Linked DNA regions of Homo sapiens: all the other regions are linked to region 1. The links are chromatin contacts, found by Hi-C or POLR2A ChIA-PET in ENCODE. All regions are on one chromosome and are shown on one strand. Each heading gives the region's core, a stretch centred on a gene start or an enhancer-like site at or near the end of the contact. The rest is flanking DNA. Distances are from core to core; before and after follow the strand shown.

Region 1 (5,101 bases), core at 1,306-3,805:
CACACGTTGTCATCACAGCACTTTGGGCGGCCGAGGTGGGCGGATCACCTGAGGTCGGGAGTTCGAGACAAGCCTGGCCAACATGGTGAAACCCCGTCTCTACTAAAAGTACAAAAATTAGCCCAGCATGGTGGCAGGCGCCTGTAATCCCAGCTACTCTGGAGGCTGAGGCAGGAGAATTGCTTGAACCCACGAGGCAGAGGTTGCAGTGAGCCGACATTGTGCCACTGCACTCCAGCCTGGGTGACAGAGTGAGACTCTGTCTCAAAAGAAAAAAAAAAAAGATAGTGCACGGGGTCTAGGCCTGCTTATGTCACTGCAATCTGCCACACTCATGATGGGAAATGTGGGTTTCTGTGCTGGTGGAGGGAATGGGGATACTGAACCATCAGCTGTCCGTCCTCACCTTTCTCTGCTGAAGCAAGAAATCCCCACCCCGGACTGGGTCCTCCATGCTGGCTCACAGCCACCCACACCCGGCAGCACTGGTGCTGCTGATATAGCAGAGTCGCCAAAGGGAGCCCAAGAATTTCAGGTCAGGCTAGCGAAGGGTTAGGGGGCTGAACTGCCAGGAATGTATTAATTCCATCAGCTCCTCCAGCCACCCACACCCCTCTGTCATCATCTATGGCTCAGTCGGCAACTTCTGATCCCTACTTCTCACCCCAAGTGTTCCTAAGACCACCAGGAAGATCCTAGGGATTCAGATTTCACCTTGTGATAGGCCTCAGCACTACAAGGGCAGAGGAATTTAAAAAATAAAAGAGATAACACCACCATATTCCCTTCCTCTCTCCTCCCTAGCAGATCCCTGGAGCAAGCCAATTTTGCCAAGCACTTCAGCGAGACTTTTTTTTTTTTTTTTTTTGAGACTGAGTCTCACTCTGTTGCCCAGGCTGGAGTGGACTGGGATGATCTCGGCTCATCGCAGCCTCCGCCTCCCAGGTTCCAGCAGTTCTCCTGCCTCAACCTCCCAAGTAGCTGGGATTACAGGTGTGTGCCACCACATCTGGCTAACTTTTGTATTTTTAGTAGAGACGGGGTTTCACCATGTTGGCCAGGCTGGTCCTGAACTCCTGATCTCTCAGGTGATCCGCCCGCCTCAGCCTCCCAAAGTGCTGGGATTACAGGCCTGAGCCACCGCGCCCGGCCAAGGAGTTTTTAAGTAACAGGTTTCTCGACATCTCTCTTAAGAGTCTATGCTCTATGTCTGCGTAGTATTCCGTGAAAAATAAAGAGTACTCTCTGGGGAAAAGTCATCAGTTGGATATTTTCCACCTCAGCTTACAAGTCTTAGGGAAGCAAGAAAACTAGATAAGGGGCCTCAATGACACTGGATCCAGTCAGAGGCTCAGGAAAGAGAGACCTACAGATGTCTTTAGTGGAACAGTCAGTCACAGCAGCTCTTCAAGAAGCCTCAGACTGTGCGGAGCACAGAGCGGGCAGGAGCTACAGACCCTGCAGAGACCAGGAACAGCCTAGCATGAGTCCTAGGCACACGATGAGGAGTACCTGCAGCAGCTGGAGATCTGGAATGGCAGAGGGTACAGGGGGATGGGAGAAAAGGGCAGTTAATGCCAAAACATCTCTCCTCCAACAGACCCCGTCCTTAGAGGTCGACGTTCTCAAAAGCACTTCAAGAAATTCTTGGCCAGTTTAAAGCAACTTCCTGTCCCTCCCTGTTAGCATAAACAACACTATACAGAAACCACCTTCCCAGGCACTCGGCCTGAGATTTTGAGCTTCATTTGTTTACGATCTCCCCCTGCTGTCCGACAGAGGCTTAAGGAACAAAGACCTTTTACTCAGAGACTTCTTTTCCCAGACTCACTCTAAGAGGATGGAGAGCAAAAGTCCGGATTTCTTGTTCCCACTCTCAAATCCGACGATTAGCAGCAAATCCAAGCATCGTGACTTAGACTAAGTGGGCGATTAGCGTTGTTCCCCGTGAAAGAGCAGGCAAGAGACCAGGCTAAGTCACTTCCCTAAAGGATCTTATCTCAATCTGATTTCGGATTCCCGGGGTTCACCATGGGATCAGGCAGACCTCCTGATGTATGTGCTGATGAAAAGTAGGAAAAAGATTTCTAACCGAGAGCCGAAGGGTGACGGCCTCGTTATGTCTTTAACCTCAAACAACCCCACACGGCTGTCCTCTCCAGAAAGCAACCGGGACACCTGCTGCGCCCCAGTGGGAACGAGCTTGGCGGCCTCGGCTTAGAGGGGGCGCGAGGCTCGGGCCCAACACAGCCCACCTGACACAGGCGTGGGAGAAGGCGAGAGCGCCTCTGAACCAAAGGCAGTCATGGAGGTCTGGTGCCTTGTCCACCCCCAGCCCGCAGCCCAAGGGGCGCCGATCCCCCCGAGCAGGCCTGCCTCTGCCGCCAGGGTGCCCTCACCTGAGCCTCCTGCCTTTCGGCCCGCTCAGCTTCCGCGAGCTCATGGCCGCCGTCGTCCCCGCGCGGTGGTCCGGCAGGTTCGCGTCTCCCGGCCAGCGGGTCCCGGCCAGAGCAGCCCTGCGGGCGGCCGGTCTCACGCGCCTAGCTGTCGCGGACTGTTTTTCTTCCGGACTCCGACCGTCCGCCCCGGCTTCCGTCAGAGACGCGCCCTCCGCGCACCCCGGGATCTGGGTGGTGCGGTTCGCAGAAGGAGGCGGGACTCTCCCACGAGCGCAAAGCTGCGAGAGGCTGAGCGAAGACGGGTTCGCGGACGTAAGAGGGGCGTGTCGGGCCTGTCATCAGCGCACGCGCAACACTGCCCCAGACGACGCGAGGTGTGCGGCCGCCACTAGACCCGGCCCAGCCCGCGCCCGCCGTCCGCAGCTCCCAGCGTGCCCCGCGCCAGGGGCCGTCTTCCGGCGGAAGTTGTCTCTTCGCCGCCGCCGCAGCCTCTGCCCCACTCGTGAGGGATCCGAGGGCTCCGTCCTTGTGCTGTCTTCGCCCCGGCTCCCAGGGGTCAAACGAGGGTCGGGGGTGGGGACACGCAGCCTAGCCACTGTCCTGCCTGGGATCCGGTCTCCCCCGCCCCCCGGCTGCAGGTAATCTCCCCATTCCTGCTACTGCGGGAGCGCCTCCGTTCTCCACGCCCACTTTCAGGCTTCTACTCCAAACTTATTGGATTACCTATTGCATATGGGACGTTTGGGGATTCCTGGACTCCTACAGAATTAGCCGTCAATAAATGAAACGTAGGCCGGGGCGCGGTGGCTCAATGCCTGTAATCCCAGCACTTTGGGAGGCCGAGGCGGGCGGCTCACTTGAGGTCAGGAGTTTAAGACCAGCCTGGCCTTAACATGGTGAAACCCCGTCTCTGCTAAAAACACAAAAGCTAGCTGGGCTTGATAGCGCGCGCCTGTTAATCCCAGCTACTCGGGAGGCTGAGGCAGGAGAATCGCCTGAACCCGGGAGGTGGAGGTTGCAGTGAGCCGAGATTGCGCCACTGCACCCCAGCCTGCGCGACAGAGCGAGACTTCGTTTCAAAAAAAAAAAATAATAATAATAATTAGCCGAGATGGGGTTTCGCCATGTTGGTCAGGCTGGTCTCGAACTCCTGACCTCAGCTGATCCACCCGCCTCGGCCTCCCAGAGTGCTGCGATTTCAGGTGTGAGCCACCGCGCCCGGCCTAAAACTACTTTAAATAAATGTTTTGCTTGTTTGGTAGGGTGGATAAAGAGGAAGATGTGAAGAGGAGGCAGACAAAAGCAAAAGGACATCCTGTCAGTAGGAAACGGCCGAATTACAATTCAGATGTGCAATGTTTGCATAAGTAAACTGACACGGGACTATTATATGCAGAAATCCACGTGCAAAAATTTTCAGACACACCTTTGTACCTCTTCCTAATCCTGCCCTGGTAAAATGGCGGTTATCAGTGCAAGTTTGAGGATACATACAGCTGGAAAATGGACATCACCAAACTGGACTCCAGAAAGTTCTGTCTAGGATTTTATTAGACTGCTTTTTTTCTCAATATACCTGTATTGGAAGATTGAGACAAAAAGGCACAAACTCACATTAAATAAACAAGGTAATCTAATCAATTCTACAAAGTGTAGTTTGTAAAACAAGTAGCACTAGGAACCAACCAAAGTAAGTCAGGGAGTCCCAGCAGGGACTGTAAAAGAACTTGGGAAGCTATACACATGCCCACGATACTGACCCTGTCCCGGACCTCTCTGCATGAGAAGGCCAGAGCCCAGCACCCCTCCTACAGAGGCACTGCTGCTTCTGTTGGGGCTGTGACCCTGGAATTCTGATGGAAGCAGCTGGTCTGAAGGGGCATGGCACACACTCAGGTACTACCCCTGGAGCTGAACCTTTATCATAAGTCCCTCTGAGTGCTAGTCAGTTTGGAGGTGGGTGAGGAGGAAAGGGGGTACTTAAAAGAAGCCAACACTGTTGCCCAGCAGCAACACCATCCGTGGGGATGGAACAGACCAGGGACATCCTCCTTTATGTTTATGTGGGCTGCAATTCCAGATCCAGGCTGACCTCAGCTCATAATGGATGCTTTTCAACTGGGGCAACAGGTGGAGGTGGGAGGAGCCCTTGTTAGGGCTAAAGTGATATGTGTGGGTCTCAAGAGCCAAAGGAAGGAGACTAACAGCTGCTGACCCTCAGACCACATAGACAACTGTCTGCCTAGAATGTCAGTTTGTTTCTTTCAAGATAACCCGCATCTGGACTTCCCCTAGTTGATGAATGAAGGAACATCTTTAAGCACAAATATAATGAATAGCTAACACAGAGCTTATAGGAAAACACTGACATTTTTCTCCAGTAGGAATGCCTCTTCTCCAACTTTCCAAGTCAGATAAATGCTACCAGCAGTTGAGATGCTACCCAGATGCATTACTAAAGACCCCTCAAGGTGAGGAGACTTACACAGAGGAAGGTGTCTGTAACAAGACATCTGGTTCCAAAGGGACCTCAATGAAGGTCAGCGCTAACCATGCTGGGGGTCTGAGTCTGTCCACCCTTGCCCCAGGAGGGCCACAGGGAAGCATCCATCAGGATGTCACAGGTGCAATCCTGTGAGACACTCCCTTATTGCACTTAGAAATGAGTAAGGCAAACAAACTGACAAAAACAGGATACATTC
Region 2 (4,837 bases), core at 1,010-3,509, 510 kb after region 1:
CATCACAGATCAGCGATAAAGTGTGGGCCTGACTCAGGGCCTGAATGTGGGATAATCCTCCTTCCACCTCTCCAAGCCGCCTCCCCATGACCCCCTAGCCCACAAACTCTAGCGTCTTAGGAAAAGTTGGCTGGGGCTGGGCGTGAGTGTGAGAAGCAGAGTTATTTCAGGCCTCAGGAGGGTTGGGTGCTGCCTTGGAGTCCAGCCAGGGAGTGGGGGCGAGTGAAGGCGGGTGTTGTGGTGTACTGTGGGGGTGCACTGTGCCCGCCTTCTTGTCAGGCAGTAATTACTCAGACTGCTGAGTAACTCAGGCAGGGAGACCCCCACAGACAGATGGAGGTGCCCTCAGCCCAAGCTGAATGGCAGCCCCCAATGTCCTGCACCACGGAGTCTTGGGGAAGCATTCTCACATCTGTTCTTCATGTCCAGTTCTCCTAGGCATCATCCGGCTTCCTAATGGGGGCCAGAGCAGCTCATTAGGCACAGCGGGTGCGGGGCAATGTTACTAGAGGGATGGGACTTTTGCCATCAAACAGGCCCCACCTCTGATGAGGGAAAGGTCCCAAGGGATATGGCGCCTGCTAGGGAGAAGCCATTGCTCAGTTGGAGCCAGTCCTTTCCCCTTGAAACTCCATGCTGCAGTCACAGCTAAGGCTGTCCACAGGCTGGGCAGCAGTGTCCTGAGAGAGGAGGGGCTGAGCTCCCAGAATTCAGATCTTGCACCCTGGGGATCCAGAGAAGCTGGGGGGAGATGGGAAGGTCTAGTCCGGACGCTTATCGAGTTGAGGGGAGTGTTCCTGGGACCCACATTGGTCACTTTTCTGTCTAGAGCTACCTGTCCTAAGAGTGCCGGTGGCCTGGGGGGCACAGCACTGACCCTTGGTGATGGTCCCTCAGCTGCTCACTCCCTGCCTGTCCAGCCATTCCTCCTCTCTGGGCAGCCTCCCAGGCAGGGCCTGTCTCTGGCTGCTTGTTTTTACTTCTCCCTGCACCTTAATTAGGGGTTTCCAAGCAGGGAGGGCCTCTGGGGGAGCCCGAGGACACAGAGCTGACTTAAAGGGCCAGCTGTGATCACAGCACCACCGCAGAGAGAGGAGGAGGATGCCAGGGGGCTGGGTAGACCGTCAGACCTGGAAGACCATTGTTCCACGGGACAGACTGCTGAGGGCCAGTCCTGCAGGTACTTTGCTCTTCCACAGGTCAAAGCCGTCTCACTGGCTGTCTTCTCTTTGGGGTCTCTGGGGCTCTGGCCAGTGATCAGGAGAAAGACCAGCCCTGAGGGGCAGGGCAAAGGTTGGCCAGGGTCCAGAAGGGTTAGACATCACAGTCCTCCACTGCCCACCTTCCCAGGAAAGCACCCTCAGGCTGTGGGCCTTCCCCAGAGGGGCAGTTTCTACAGGGTCTACGCAGTGGATTCTAAAGGTGATAAAGGCTGGGTGCAGTGGCTCGCGCCTGTAATCCCAGCACTTTGGGAGGCCAAAGTGGGAGGATTGCTTGAGTCCAGAGGTTCAAGACCAGCCTGAGCAAAATAGTGAAACCTTATCTCTACTAAAAAAAAAAAAAAAAAAAAAAAAAAAAATTAGCTGAACGTACGCCTGTGGTCCCGGGTACTCAGGGGGCTGAGGCAGGAAGATGAATTGAGCCCAGAAGGTTGAGACTGCTGTGAACCATGATCGCACCACTGCACTCCAGCCTGGGCGACAGACCAAGACCCTGTCTCAAAAAAAATAATTTAAAAAGCTGATAAGGGCGATCCACAAACCTGCACCAAGACTCTCAACTTGGAGCTGGGCTGGTGGTCCCTGAGTTCTGTCCTGCCGGACAGTAGAGTCCCCCTAGGTAGGGAACGTGGCCCCACACGGCGGCCGGGTGACCGACCACTGCTTACCAGGAGGGGAGACTGGCAGGGGGGGCTCAAGGAACATCTGGTGGGTGTCCCCTTCACAAGACTCGGCCTGCAGAGTTCGTGCAGGGAGTTCGCACATAGGAGAGCACCGGTCCGGGAGTGCCAGGCTCGTGCCCGGCCGGGGAGAGGAGTGGGAGACTAAGTCGCAGGGCAAGGGCAACTGCATAGTCGGGGACCTCTAGGGAATCCTGAGTCCCGGCATTCTGGGCTGGGGTGGAGCCCACTACAGCCCCGCCCCTATCTCCTCCTTTATGGCCCCGCCCAGCGGGTATCCCCCGCCCCCGCTGGCCGATCGGCGATCGATCGCAATGTCTGCGCTCTCCGCGTTCTTCCAGCGCTGTCTTTTTAGTACCACATGCGCAGGCAGGTGATGGCGGCGCTGGTCGTATCCGGGGCAGCGGAGCAGGGCGGCCGAGACGGCCCTGGCAGAGGTGGGTGCTGGAACGCTGCGCCCTCCAGACCTCGCATCTCGGGGCGGGGCCCCCAAGTTAGGGACAGGACCAACCCCCTTTAACGGCGGCGGCGCCTTTCTCCGCTAGATCCCGCTGTTAGTCGCCTTGGGCCGCTGTCACCAGCTCGGGGTCGCTGTCAGCCGGAGCCCAGGGGTACCAGTCTTTTGCAGCTTTAGGGCACGACCGAGAGCAGCCCTTAATCCTCCAATCGGAAACTACAGCCTTGTCTTGGCGGGTAGACGGATAAAATGGACTCGACGGGGAGGGAAAGGGCCAGGCCAGATGCAGCGGGCATTTTACGAGTGCGCCCTCAGGGAATGCTTTCAGGGAAGAGGCAAAAGGTTTCATTCGCCAGGCATTAACTGAGCGCCCACCGAATGCCAGGCCTGCGCTGGGTGCAGGTACTAGAATCAGAGATCTCAGTCTACTGGGGGAATGTTAATGTAAACATATCATAGCCACGTGATAAAGGAGGAGGTGCCTACTGGTCCCTGGGACACATTGAAGGGCTAATGTTAGCAGTTCCTTACACGCCAGCGACCACTAGGGACCTGTCAGAGGAGGATCTGTAATGGGCCTAGGAAGCCTAGGCTGATTGTCCAAGGCTTTTGAAACAACTGGCCAAAAACCATAGCAGTGGTAACGTTCAAATCTGATCTCAGGGCCCCAGCCTCCGCTGGACCATCCCCACCGCCGCCCACACAGTGGGTGAAGCCTCATGTCTGGGCGGGTCCCTCCTATCATAGTGTGGGGCCCTAGCAGAAGTTGTGGCACATAGCACAGTCTCAATACATATTCGTTGAATAAGTTAATTTCTTGCCTTTTCATATCCTCAGACTCTGTGGCTCCTGAAGAGATAACGGGGTTGAACTAAGCTTAATTGTCGGGGCAGGGCATAGTGGCTTACACCTTTAGTCTGAGCACTTTGGGAGGCTAAGGAGGATTGTGTGAGCCCAGGAATTCCACACCAGTCTGGGAAACATAGGGGGACCCTGTATGCACAAAAAAATAAAAAATAGCCGTGCGTGGCCGGGCACGGTGGCTTACACCTGTAATCCCAGCACTCTGGGAGGCTGAGGCGGGCGGATTACCTGAGGTCAGGAGTTTGAGACCAGCCTGGCCAACATGGTGGAAACCCTGTCTCTACTAAAAATACAAAAATTAGCCGCGTGTGGTAGCACACGCCTGTAATCCCAGCTACTCGGGAGGCTGAGGCAGGAGAATTGCTTGAGTCCGAGAGGCTGAGGTTGCAGTGAGCCGAGATTGCACCACTGCACTCCAGCCTGGCCAACAGACAGAGTGAGACTCTGTCTCAAAAAAAAAAAAAAAAAAAAAAATTAGCCCTGCGTCTTGGCACATGCCTGTGGTCCTAGCTACTGGGGAGGCTGAGGTGGGAGGATTATCGTTTGAGCCCAGGACGTCGAGGCCGCAGTGGACCATGATTGCACCCCTGCACTCCAGCCTGGGTGATGGAGTGAGACCCTGCCTTAAAAAATAATAAGATGAATTGTTTATTCAGCTTATTATTTTTTATCCTACTTAGGAGTAGGATGAGACCAGAGTAAGAGTTGCAGTTTGCTAAGGGCTACGGTTTCCCCTTTACTCCAGGAGTTGTAATTATGTGTATACCTGTCTTTTCCCCCACTAGACTGCTGGTCTCTAAGGGACAAGGTCACTTTTCTGTCCTTACTGGTACGTCCACCACCCTGACTCAAGTGTTCTTTCCATCCTTCCTGGTTTAAGAGTAAGGAGGAGCAATGGGACAGCTAAGTCAGTTAAATGTATGATGTTTATTTCCCTTTTAAATGAGGAGAGGTAAGCGTGAAAGAACGAACAGTGTGGCCACAGTCAGTGGGGTTCTGAGTCAGGAGGGCAGTCTTTTAAGTTAGTATTCATGTTTAACGGTTTGCTTATAGACCTCATATCTAGAAGCTCAAAACTTCAAGGTGTCCTCAGGAGGTGGGAGAGGGGGGACATTCTCCCAGGCTGGCTGGGCTGGCTAGACTGACTCTTAGGTTTTCCGCAGGGCTGTTCTCTATCAGGGAGCAGTATATGGACTCAGACTCATTCTTTGCCCCTTAGCCCCTGGTGTCACCTCTGTTCTCCTGAGGAAGAAGGTGAGCCATATTCTATTCATGGGCTCAAGTCTTCGATTCCCAGTGATTTCACAACATGGAAATTATACCGGTTACCTTCTGGCTTAATGAATTGTCTCTACCTTCAGGATGAATTCAGTGAGAACGAAAGCTGGGCCAACCCCCTTGGTGTCTGGATCTGGCCCTTAAACTTGGTGGAGTTAACAGCTTAGCTGGGTCTTGTTACCAAACTCAACTTGGGTCTTCCCATCCACACAAAGCAAAAGCCAAACACTGACATGGAGATTTGCAGGGAGAGAACAAGCATTTATTGTAAGGCACCAAGCAGGGAGACTGGGCAGCTAAAGCTTAAGACCTAAACTTCCTGATGGCTTACAAGCAAA
Region 3 (4,644 bases), core at 1,359-3,858, 540 kb after region 1:
AGGGCTTGAGGAGGGGGTTAGGGGCCTGGGCTGGGGCAGGGCTGTGAGACCCTCCCTTACAGAAGCAATGAGGGCTTGAGGATGGGGTTAGGGGCCTGGGCTGGGGCAGGGCTGTGAGACCCTCCCTTACAGAAGCAATGAGGGCTTGAGGAGGGGGTTAGGGGCCTGGGCTGGGGCAGGGCTGTGAGACCCTCCCTTACAGAAGCAATGAGGGCTTGAGGAGGGGGTTAGGGGCCTGGGCTGGGGCAGGGCTGTGAGACCCTCCCTTACAGAAGCAATGAGGGCTTGAGGAGGGGGTTAGGGGCCTGGGCTGGGGCAGGGCTGTGAGACCCTCCCTTACAGAAGCAATGAGGGCTTGAGGATGGGGTTAGGGGCCTGGGCTGGGGCAGGGCTGTGAGACCCTCCCTTACAGAAGCAATGAGGGCTTGAGGATGGGGTTAGGGGCCTGGGCTGGGGCAGGGCTGTGAGACCCTCCCTTACAGAAGCAATGAGGGCTTGAGGATGGGGTTAGGGGCCTGGGCTGGGGCAGGGCTGTGAGACCCTCCCTTACAGAAGCAATGAGGGCTTGAGGATGGGGTTAGGGGCAGTAAGTTAACTTGGGGAGCGGATGTGGGGGAACGCTGAAGAATAAAGACTGTGGGCACAGCAGACCCCTGGGGCAGGTTAGCAATGCACAGACTCCACTGCACAAGATACATGGGGCGGAGGGGCTCTTTGGAAGTCGGGGGTGGGGGATCTGACTCTATCAAAAAGAGAAAAGATAAAAGAGATGGGGTCAGAGAGGCCCTGCATAGTCTGGATTTGGCCTACTAGAGCTCCAGTTTTCTTGCCGCTAGCCTTTGTTCCAGGGATTCTGTTATTCACAAATGCCTTCCTGCTCGGTAGAAGAACTCCTATTCATCCGTCAAAGCCCAGCTCTAGGAGCACTTATGAGGAGCCTCTCCACCTCCCCTCAACACTCCGTAACTTCCACCTCAGGCCGCAGCACGTCCCTCGGGCGAGATGTCGGGGTCCGCCTTCCCTAGAGACCGGCAGCTCCGGAGGCCTCCGTTTTCCTCTTTGGGACCTCACTGCTTCTAAAGTGAGGATGCTATGGGGAGACATGGGAGAGGGAGTGGGTAAGATGGATCCAGAACATGGGGCGGACTCAGGCAGCGGCGGGAATCAGGCGGACTCGTTTGGACCGAAGCCTCCGCCAGGCACCGAAGCCGTGAAGTCGCCTGCGCAGCAAAGGGAGCCTCCGGGGGGCGCCCGAGACCTTGGTGTCGCTCGGGGGCCGCTGGTAGCCGCGCCCGCTGCCCCTCGCCCGGTGACTCAGCCGGTACCTCTGGCGGGGCCATGGGGGCCAGAGGACAGCGCGGGGGGCGGCGAGCGCGGTTGCTAAGCTCTCCAAGGCCTCGGAGGGACAGGATCTGGGCGCACCTCACCGGTTGCCATGGTAACGCAGCGCCCCAGCCCCTCGCGCTCCGCGGTGGAGGGAGGCGCAGCCAATCGGAAGCGGCGGAGTTCTCGGGGACCCCCCCCCCCCCCGCTCCACGCCGTGTGTGGGCGGGGGTCAGGAGGTGCGGGGCGGAGGCGGAGCGTGGGCCGCGGAGATCCGGCGTTCGCAGGAGGCTTGGTGCGCGGCGGGGCTGCACGGGGCCACTTCCGGAGTAGTACTGCGAGCAGCGGCGCGACAGTGCGGGGTCCCCTTTCTCCCAGAAGAGACGTCACCCACACAAACCTGACCTTCACGTGGGGCGCGGGACCTTGCGGGGTCCCAGCCGCAGGCGCCCCTGTTGTTTCCTTCGGGCGGGTGGGTTGGAGAAGAAGTCCACGCGGGATTCTTCAAAACGGCGTACAGGGGGATTCTAGGGCCCCATGGTTACTTCTTTGGACCCCCCGGAGGCGCTGTCCAGCCACTTCCAGTCGCCCTGATGACTCGTCGTGGGTTCCTTTAGGAGACCCGAAAGTTCAGGGCGGGCTGTGTGGGTAACACCTCTGCCCAGGTTCCCGGAGGGCCCTACGTGGCTGCCCCTGGAGTATCCCAGAGCGCTAGGGCTGCGGGAAGGGGCGGGTGTGCTTCTGGAAACATGAGCGCCTGTTAGTATCAGTGCCTGGATAGGGCTGGGGACAAATCAGTTTATGCCGCGCACACCGAATCCATGCGCCTGAGTGAGGGTGGGTGTGTTGGGGAGTGCGTCCAAGTGGACAGTGCCGTACAGTAATGTCTACGGGGAGTTCCAGGAGAGCTCGGCTACTCCTGCGCAGGATAACCTCTCCCCCACCACCCGAGTCCCGTGCTCGCGGGCAGGACTTTTCCGAACTGGGGCTGTGTGCCTAGAAATACGTACATGGGAGCGCTCAGCTCAAAGCCCCAGGGTTTCTGGGACTCGCGTGTCCGGGGTCGGGGTCCCAGGTGGGTACAGGTGGGAGGGCGAACCTGCGGGTAGGGTGGGCCCCTCCCCGCGGGCTCAGCATCTGTGCGCCTCCAGCTCAGGTGCGCGGGAGGAAGGCAGCGGCCTGCCGCGCAGAGCCCTGCGCGCCCGCGAGGTGGCGCCATAGCCGCAGCAGCGCCCGCCGGCCCGGGCCGCTCCAGATAAGAGTGTGCGGAAAGCGCGGCGGGGCTGAGACGCGACCAGGACGCGGGGAGGACGGACCAGCAGGACAGACCGACCGGGGGCCCGGCGGGCGGAGGGCAGCGCAGCCACGTCCCCCCTGGATCCGCCGTCAGCCGGGCCCGGGGCTTTCGACATGCCCCCCAGGTGGGTCCTCGAGCCGGGGACCGGGAGGGACGGGGGACCCGGGACAGCCCGGTCCTCGTGCGTCGGCCGCCTCGGGTGCATCTTCTGGCGCGGGTGCCCCATCGCGGCTGGCGGCTGGCGTTCAGGGCTCCGGGTGTCGTCCCTTTCGGACTCAGGACCACCGGGCCGCGGCTCCGCGCCGGGTTCACGGCGGGGTCAGCGGCCCGGGGCCGGCTCTGCCCGCACATGGGCTGGAGAGGCGAGGGGAAGGGAAGGGAAGGGGAGCTGGCGGGCGGGGCTGGCAGGGGCGCTGCCCTGGCACAGCTCGGGGCCTGGCAGCGGCGGGTGGGGCATCGGCTAAGAGCTGCCACCGCCGCGGGGAGGGGAGCCCGGCCCGCCGGGACCGCAGGTAACGGGCCGCGGGGCCCCGCGGGCCAGGAGGGGAACGGGGTCGGGCGGGCGAGCAGCGGGCAGGGGAGCTCAGGGCTCGGCTCCGGGCTCTGCCGCCGGATTTGGGGGCCGCGAGGAAGAGCTGCGAGCCGAGGGCCTGGGGCCGGCGCACTCCTCCCGCCCTGTCTGCAGTTGGAAAACTTTTCCCCAAGTTTGGGGCGGCGGAGTTCCGGGGGAGAAGGGGCCGGGGGAGCCGCGGAGGGAGGCGCCGGGCCCGCGCGTGTAGGGCCCAGGCCGAGGCCGGGACGCGGGTGGGGCGCAGGCCCGGGTCAGGGCCGCAGCCGGCTGTGCGCCGTGCCCGCCCGGGGCGCTGCCCCCTCCCTCCCCTGGGAGCTGCGTGGCTCCCCCCTCCCCCCCACCTGCTTCCTGCCTCAGCCTCCTGCCCCGATATAACGCCCTCCCCGCGCCGGGCCCGGCCTTCGCGCTCTGCCCGCCACGGCAGCCGCTGCCTCCGCTCCCCGCGCGGCCGCCGCCCGGGCCCCGACCGAGGGTTGACAGCCCCCGGCCAGGGCGGCGCCAGGGCGGGCACCGCGCTCCCCTCCTCCGTATCACTTCCCCCAACTGGGGCAACTTCTCCCGAGGCGGGAGGCGCTGGTTCCTCGGCTCCCTTTCTCCCTACTTGGGTAAAGTTCTCCGCCCTGAATGACTTTTCCTGAAGCGGACATTTTACTTAAATCGGGTAACTGTCTCCAAAAGGGTCACTGCGCCTGAACAGTTTTCTTCTCGGAAGCCCCAGCACCCAGCCAGGTGCCCTGGGGCGTGCAGGCCGCCCTGGCCTCCCCTCCACCGGCGGCCGCTCACCTCCTGCTCCTTCTCCTGGTCCGGGCGGGCCGGCCTGGGCTCCCACTCCAGAGGGCAGCCGGTCCTTCGCCGGTGCCCAGGCCGCAGGGCTGATGCCCCCGCTCAGCTGAGGGAAGGGGAAGTGGAGGGGAGAAGTGCCGGGCTGGGGCCAGGCGGCCAGGGCGCCGCACGGCTCTCACCCGGCCGGTGTGTGTCCCCGCAGGAGAGTGTGCTGGGCAGACGATGCTGGACACGATGGAGGCGCCCGGCCACTCCAGGCAGCTGCTGCTGCAGCTCAACAACCAGCGCACCAAGGGCTTCTTGTGCGACGTGATCATCGTGGTGCAGAACGCCCTCTTCCGCGCGCACAAGAACGTGCTGGCGGCCAGCAGCGCCTACCTCAAGTCCCTGGTGGTGCATGACAACCTGCTCAACCTGGACCATGACATGGTGAGCCCGGCCGTGTTCCGCCTGGTGCTGGACTTCATCTACACCGGCCGCCTGGCTGACGGCGCAGAGGCGGCTGCGGCCGCGGCCGTGGCCCCGGGGGCTGAGCCGAGCCTGGGCGCCGTGCTGGCCGCCGCCAGCTACCTGCAGATCCCCGACCTCGTGGCGCTGTGCAAGAAACGCCTCAAGCGCCACGGCAAGTACTGCCACCTGCGGGGCGGCGGCGGCGGCGGCGGCGGCTACG
Region 4 (4,611 bases), core at 575-3,074, 820 kb after region 1:
TTTTCAAGGTGCCCACCAAGTTATTCTCTTCACTAGGAACAAAATCAACAGCATGGGCAAATAGGTAGGCCCGCCGATCTCGAAAAGCAAGATGCTGTTGCTTCTGGTTAGCCAACTGCCTAAGCAGCATCCCTGCCTCCTGTTGAGTGTCTAACAAGAGGAGTTTGTCATGCGGAAAGCGCTTCTCCACTGCTTTACTTAGCTTCTTCCTGGTATCTATTTGTTTCTTCAGTGGGAGGCCAGAAATCCCCTGGACAGCTAGTGCTGTAAGCGAAAGAGAAAACGCTTCATGACCTACTGCTTCATTACATAAAAATCCCTCTGCAGTTCACAAACAACCTAATAGCTCAGTTGCAAGCCCAGAGATCACTGGGAAGCCCAACACTGAACTACCCTGAAGGAATTTCACAGTGAAATCAAACTTCATATCCTTGTTTCTCTGGGCAAAGGACAGCCAAAAACAAAAAGACACCCTGAGTGATAATCTGTAAACAATGGATCAAGTTTAATCCATATGTGTACATCCCACCACCAGCTGAATATGATCCATCAGTTGTATTCCTGTATCAAATACCAGGCATAGTGCCTGACAAATTAAAGGTGCACAATAAATGCTAACTCACTTACTATAGGTCGGAAGGCCCTGAGCAAAGAGGCAGGAAAGACAGTAATCACCGGTGCTGTCCCAGCCTTCTAGTGGATCAAGGAGGAACAGGATGGTATCAGCTACTTTAGCCATGTCTAACACAACGTGCAGATCCCCTGCAGATAGAAGACACAGTAAGAAGAGGTGGTTGGCACCAGCACATTATTCTAAAAAAAAAAAAAAAAAATACCACTACTCAAACATAATACAAAATATTGGTGTATACTCTAACCTGGCCTTGCTGAGGTGAAAAACCACCGATGTTTCAAGCGGGGGCACAGCAGCATAAAGTTCTGGGTGTTTCCCAATTCATTCAAGTGTACTGTTCCAGTGTCCCTATCTTGAAGCAGCTGCATGGCCTCTGGCAGGGAAATTCTGCTGTGCAGGGGCACCACCAGTACCTGATGAGGAGGGCCATCCTTGCCACCCAGCTGTCTCTTCTCTGCCAGAACCTGAAAATAGAAAGATATCCGAGAACATCTCAGTGTCTCAGTACTTCACTCCAGCATTGCATTTCCACTCCCACAGATGCTCCCCCTACCCAAAACCAGCATCTCTCTAGTAAAAGACCACAGGTATGCCAGCGGGGTGGCAGGAATTCTGACCAAAGCAAAGAATGCTAGACCTGCACGCTCGACACGTGCTCTAGGGCTATGCTCTGTCCCTGGACCCTCCTCCCGGTCTCATTTTCCACTTCGAGGCATTAGCCACCTAGAACACCAGAGAAGCCGCATTCTCCCAAATCCCGCTCCTCTCACCGCCTCCTTCTTCTGCTTTCGGAGCTGGCTGGCGCGATGCCTCTGGTCGACTCTGCTGAGTTCTTTTCTCACCTTCTTGCTTAGGGTTTTCAGTGCCAGACGGCCTGAATGGCAGATTAGAAGGGGCTGGTGTGATCGGCCCCACAAGGTCAAGAAAAGGGACTCCTCTCCGCCCACCTTAGAAAGGGCCTTTCGCGTGGAGCCCAGACGGGAGACAGAAGCTCAGTCTGGGCATGAGGAAAAAGAGTTAATAACGGCCAAATAGCCCTTATTCCTTCTACGTTATCTCCTTACCCTTGCCGTCCCGCTGTGCAGATCCCCGACCCCGATGCCGTCCGCCTTTATGAGCTTTATTCTGCTGCTTGAGCGGGCCGGGGCGGTGGGCCGCCATGCCGCAGCGCGCGTGTACGGAGTCAGCACTGCTTCCGGGCCAGGACAAGCGCTTCCGGTCCCCTCCAAGGGGGCGGGCCCTCCAGGGAGCGGGACTCCCTGCGCCCTCTCGCGAAGGTCTTTTCCAGCAGCTCGTGAGAGCGCCGTGTTAGCGGGTTCGCCAAGCCGCGCTGGGAACTTTTCCCACTTCGCAGTGTGTGGTTGGGGGCTTGAAGGCGCCGGATGTAGACTGTCGAGGCTCGGGCTGTTGGTCTAGCAGGGCTGTTTGTACCCCTTGCATTGTCATTTTTTTGCGCTATAAAGCTGCATCACGTAGAAGCATGTTGACTGGAAGGCTCCATTCGTGCCGAAAAGGCCTAAGCCCTTCCTGTCACCTAGATTCGGGCACGTTGCTCTTCCGTTTGCAACGGCATGTTCTTTATCACTCTGAGCAACCTTTCTTCTCCCTCGATTCCCTAGCGAGGCTTGGGAATCGCGTGGAAGACACTTCTCTCACCTTGCCCGGTTCCGTACCAGCTCAAGCCCGTCCCTGTTACTCCAACCTGCGCCCCGCCTCCCACGGAGCGGCCGGGAAGGACCTTGTGGGACGTGGCGACCCGGCAAGGGGGACTGGCCGCGACCCTCCGGCCGTCGGGCTCGGGCGGCTGCGCTCCCACTAATCTTCCCAGAAACTTGACAACTGCACGGCGACGGCCGGACGGGGATTCAGAGGGGTCACGGGGCCAGGCTGCACCGGCTTCGCCGTGGGCAGGCTCGGACCGCAGGGGACCCCATGCCCGAGCCCCGGCCCTTTCCGTCCCGTCGGGAGAGGGAGCAGGCAGAAGTCAGGGGAGCTTCAGCGGGACCGAGGCTCGCTCTCAGCCGCGGGGCCGCGGGCTCCAGGGCCAGCGCTCACAATGCGGCTTCGCGCCCTCCATGCGGGAGCGGGTGCGTTGCCATGACAGCGACCCCCGTGGCGCGCGCCCGGGTCTGCCGCCCCTAGGCGCGCACGGCCTCTCCCCGCCCCGATCCCCCGTCGCTGTGCGCAACCCCCCTCCGGCTGTGGGAAGGGGCCGGGCCTGCCGCCTGACGTCTGTGCGGGGCTCGGAAGATGGCTGCGGAGCCGAGCACCGGGCAGTGGCTGCGGCGGCGGCGGCGGCGGCGGGCCGGGAGCGCGGCGGGCGGGGGCTCCGCCTTGCGCGTGGGGCGCTGAGCCGAGAGGCGCGGAGGCGGCGAGGGCGCGGGGGCTCTGAGGACCGCTCGGCGCCGCCTCCTGCCACACCATGGGCAGCGCAGAGGACGCAGTCAAAGAGAAACTGCTGTGGAACGTGAAGAAGGAGGTAAAGTCGAGTCAAGAACCCCGGGGGGCTCGCGCCCTGGCCCGCGCGGCCCAGGGGGCAGAAAGGTCCGCGCCCACCCCCCGGCGCGGGCACCCGGGCCGAACCTGGGCCGGGCGGGGCGGGTCCTGGACGGGCTGCGCCTCCTTCCCCTTTCTCGGATGGGGGAGGGCAGCGCCCCTCTGCCCGGGGGACCCGGCCGGCGCTCCCGGCTTGTTTGCTTCGCAGCCCCGCAGCTCCCCGCCCAGTGACGGCAGCGGCGCTGGGAGCCCAAGGCCGGGGGAGGGGTGGCGGCGATGGCGGGGATGGCTGGATCCGGAGCTGCCCATTCAGTGCCCGCGCCGCCAGGGGAGGGGGCGGGGCCCCGCGCGAGCTCCCGCGGCGCAGGTGGGTGTCGTGCGGGCCGAGCTTCCCCACGTCCTAAGTGGGTGTCGTGCGGGCTGAGCTCCCCCTTGTCCGACGTCCGCTGTGCCTCCAGCTACGGAGTGATCGCTGCCGGAGGGGTGCGCCGCACACCTCAGTTTCTCCCTCCACGCCCACCTCCTTAGCCAGGGACCAGGGGCTTGTTTGGAATGGTTTTTAACACTCGGAAGTTTTTCCCTTTTGAGGGAAGCCCCCCTACTTCAGAAAGAGAAGTAGTCCTTCCCTCTACTAACTCCGTTTACCTTGACCCTGCCCAAAAGCCCATTTCCATTTCGGGTGGGGGGCAGTGACCATGTGAATGACTCACTCCCATATGAGAGCTGGAGAGCTCCAACCCACAGCGCAGCTTAGAATACATTGGGCCTCCTTCCCCTGCCTGCCTCTGTGGCTGTTGTCTGCCTGGTAAGTAAACTCCACCAGGGCAGGAGACCCTCTGTTTTGTCCACTGCCTTGTATCCAGTGCCTGGCATACTGTAGGCACTCCGTGACTGTTTGGTAAATAAATGTGCTGATTTTGGAGACTTCGAGGCCTGGTGTTTGGAAAGCATACATTTTGGAATAGTCTGGACCTAATTCTGTGTGACCTTGAGTCTCTATGCCGTCTCCCTAATATATATATATATAACCTCACGCCTGTAATCCCAGCACGTTGGGAGGCCTAGGTGGGTGGATCACCTGAGCTCAGGAGTTCGAGATCAGCCTGGCCAATATAGTGAAACCCCGTCTCTACTAAAAATACCAAAATAAGCCAGGGGTGGTGGTGCGTGCCTGTAATCCCAGCTACCCGGGAGACTGAGGCAGGAGAATCGCTGGAACCTGGGAGGTGGAGATTGCAGTGAGCCGATATTGTGCCACTGCACTCCAGCCTGGGCGACAGAGTGAGACTCCGTCTCAAAAAAAAAAAAGTTTACCTTAGCTGAGCCGTAATTAGAGTTTCAGGGTTGGGGAAGCGTCTGGACTCTCATAACATCCTGGAAAGTGGACAGGCGCGGTGGCTTACGCCTGTAATCCCAGCACTTTGGGAGGCTGAGGCGGGTAGATCACGAGGTCAGGAGTTCCAGACCAGCCTGGCCAAGAT

Evidence for each region. A loop is a pair of places that touch in the nucleus more often than their neighbours do. ChIA-PET counts read pairs that join two places held with the same protein, here RNA polymerase II (POLR2A). Pooled maps may share reads with other maps.
Region 2: a loop to region 1 is called in a pooled map, with 7 times the contacts of the local background. The contact joins the promoter of DPH1 here to the promoter of INPP5K in region 1. A Hi-C loop is called at or near these places in 1 of 168 maps with a recorded cell type or tissue (naive thymus-derived CD4-positive, alpha-beta T cell) and 8 of 50 pooled maps. POLR2A ChIA-PET finds 5 or more read pairs at or near these places in 2 of 52 experiments (CD4-positive, alpha-beta T cell and HEK293).
Region 3: a loop to region 1 is called in a pooled map, with 4 times the contacts of the local background. The contact joins the promoter of HIC1 here to the promoter of INPP5K in region 1. A Hi-C loop is called at or near these places in 1 of 168 maps with a recorded cell type or tissue (naive thymus-derived CD4-positive, alpha-beta T cell) and 6 of 50 pooled maps. POLR2A ChIA-PET finds 5 or more read pairs at or near these places in 1 of 52 experiments (MCF 10A).
Region 4: a loop to region 1 is called in a pooled map, with 8 times the contacts of the local background. The contact joins the promoter of TSR1 here to the promoter of INPP5K in region 1. A Hi-C loop is called at or near these places in 6 of 50 pooled maps.

The regions. Positions count from the first base shown.
Region 1 is chr17:1,514,057-1,519,157 of GRCh38, forward strand. It overlaps INPP5K (inositol polyphosphate-5-phosphatase K), which reads right to left and starts at 2,556. Exons shown (of 12, transcript NM_016532.4): 1 at 2,400-2,556. The coding sequence starts at 2,443. It overlaps PITPNA (phosphatidylinositol transfer protein alpha), which reads right to left. Exons shown (of 12, transcript NM_006224.4): 12 at 3,662-5,101. PITPNA-AS1 (PITPNA antisense RNA 1) reads left to right here and starts at 2,863. Exons shown (of 2, transcript NR_028514.1): 1 at 2,863-3,037; 2 at 3,662-4,040. RefSeq lists a silencer at 2,642-2,941.
Region 2 is chr17:2,027,894-2,032,730 of GRCh38, forward strand. It overlaps DPH1 (diphthamide biosynthesis 1), which reads left to right and starts at 2,260. Exons shown (of 13, transcript NM_001383.6): 1 at 2,260-2,337. The coding sequence starts at 2,277. RefSeq lists enhancers at 2,008-2,599, 2,600-3,191.
Region 3 is chr17:2,052,495-2,057,138 of GRCh38, forward strand. HIC1 (HIC ZBTB transcriptional repressor 1) reads left to right here and starts at 2,609. Exons shown (of 2, transcript NM_006497.4): 1 at 2,609-2,744; 2 at 4,177-4,644. The coding sequence starts at 4,197. RefSeq lists silencers at 1,173-1,642, 2,393-2,892, 3,033-3,082, 3,123-3,532, 3,583-3,702 and 2 more.
Region 4 is chr17:2,334,633-2,339,243 of GRCh38, forward strand. TSR1 (TSR1 ribosome maturation factor) reads right to left here and starts at 1,825. Exons shown (of 15, transcript NM_018128.5): 1 at 1,699-1,825; 2 at 1,405-1,508; 3 at 879-1,098; 4 at 628-762; 5 at 1-264. The coding sequence starts at 1,795. It overlaps SGSM2 (small G protein signaling modulator 2), which reads left to right and starts at 2,869. Exons shown (of 24, transcript NM_014853.3): 1 at 2,869-3,113. The coding sequence starts at 3,057. RefSeq lists an enhancer at 1,993-2,102 and silencers at 2,333-2,462, 2,493-2,802, 2,903-3,012, 3,113-3,212, 3,243-3,552.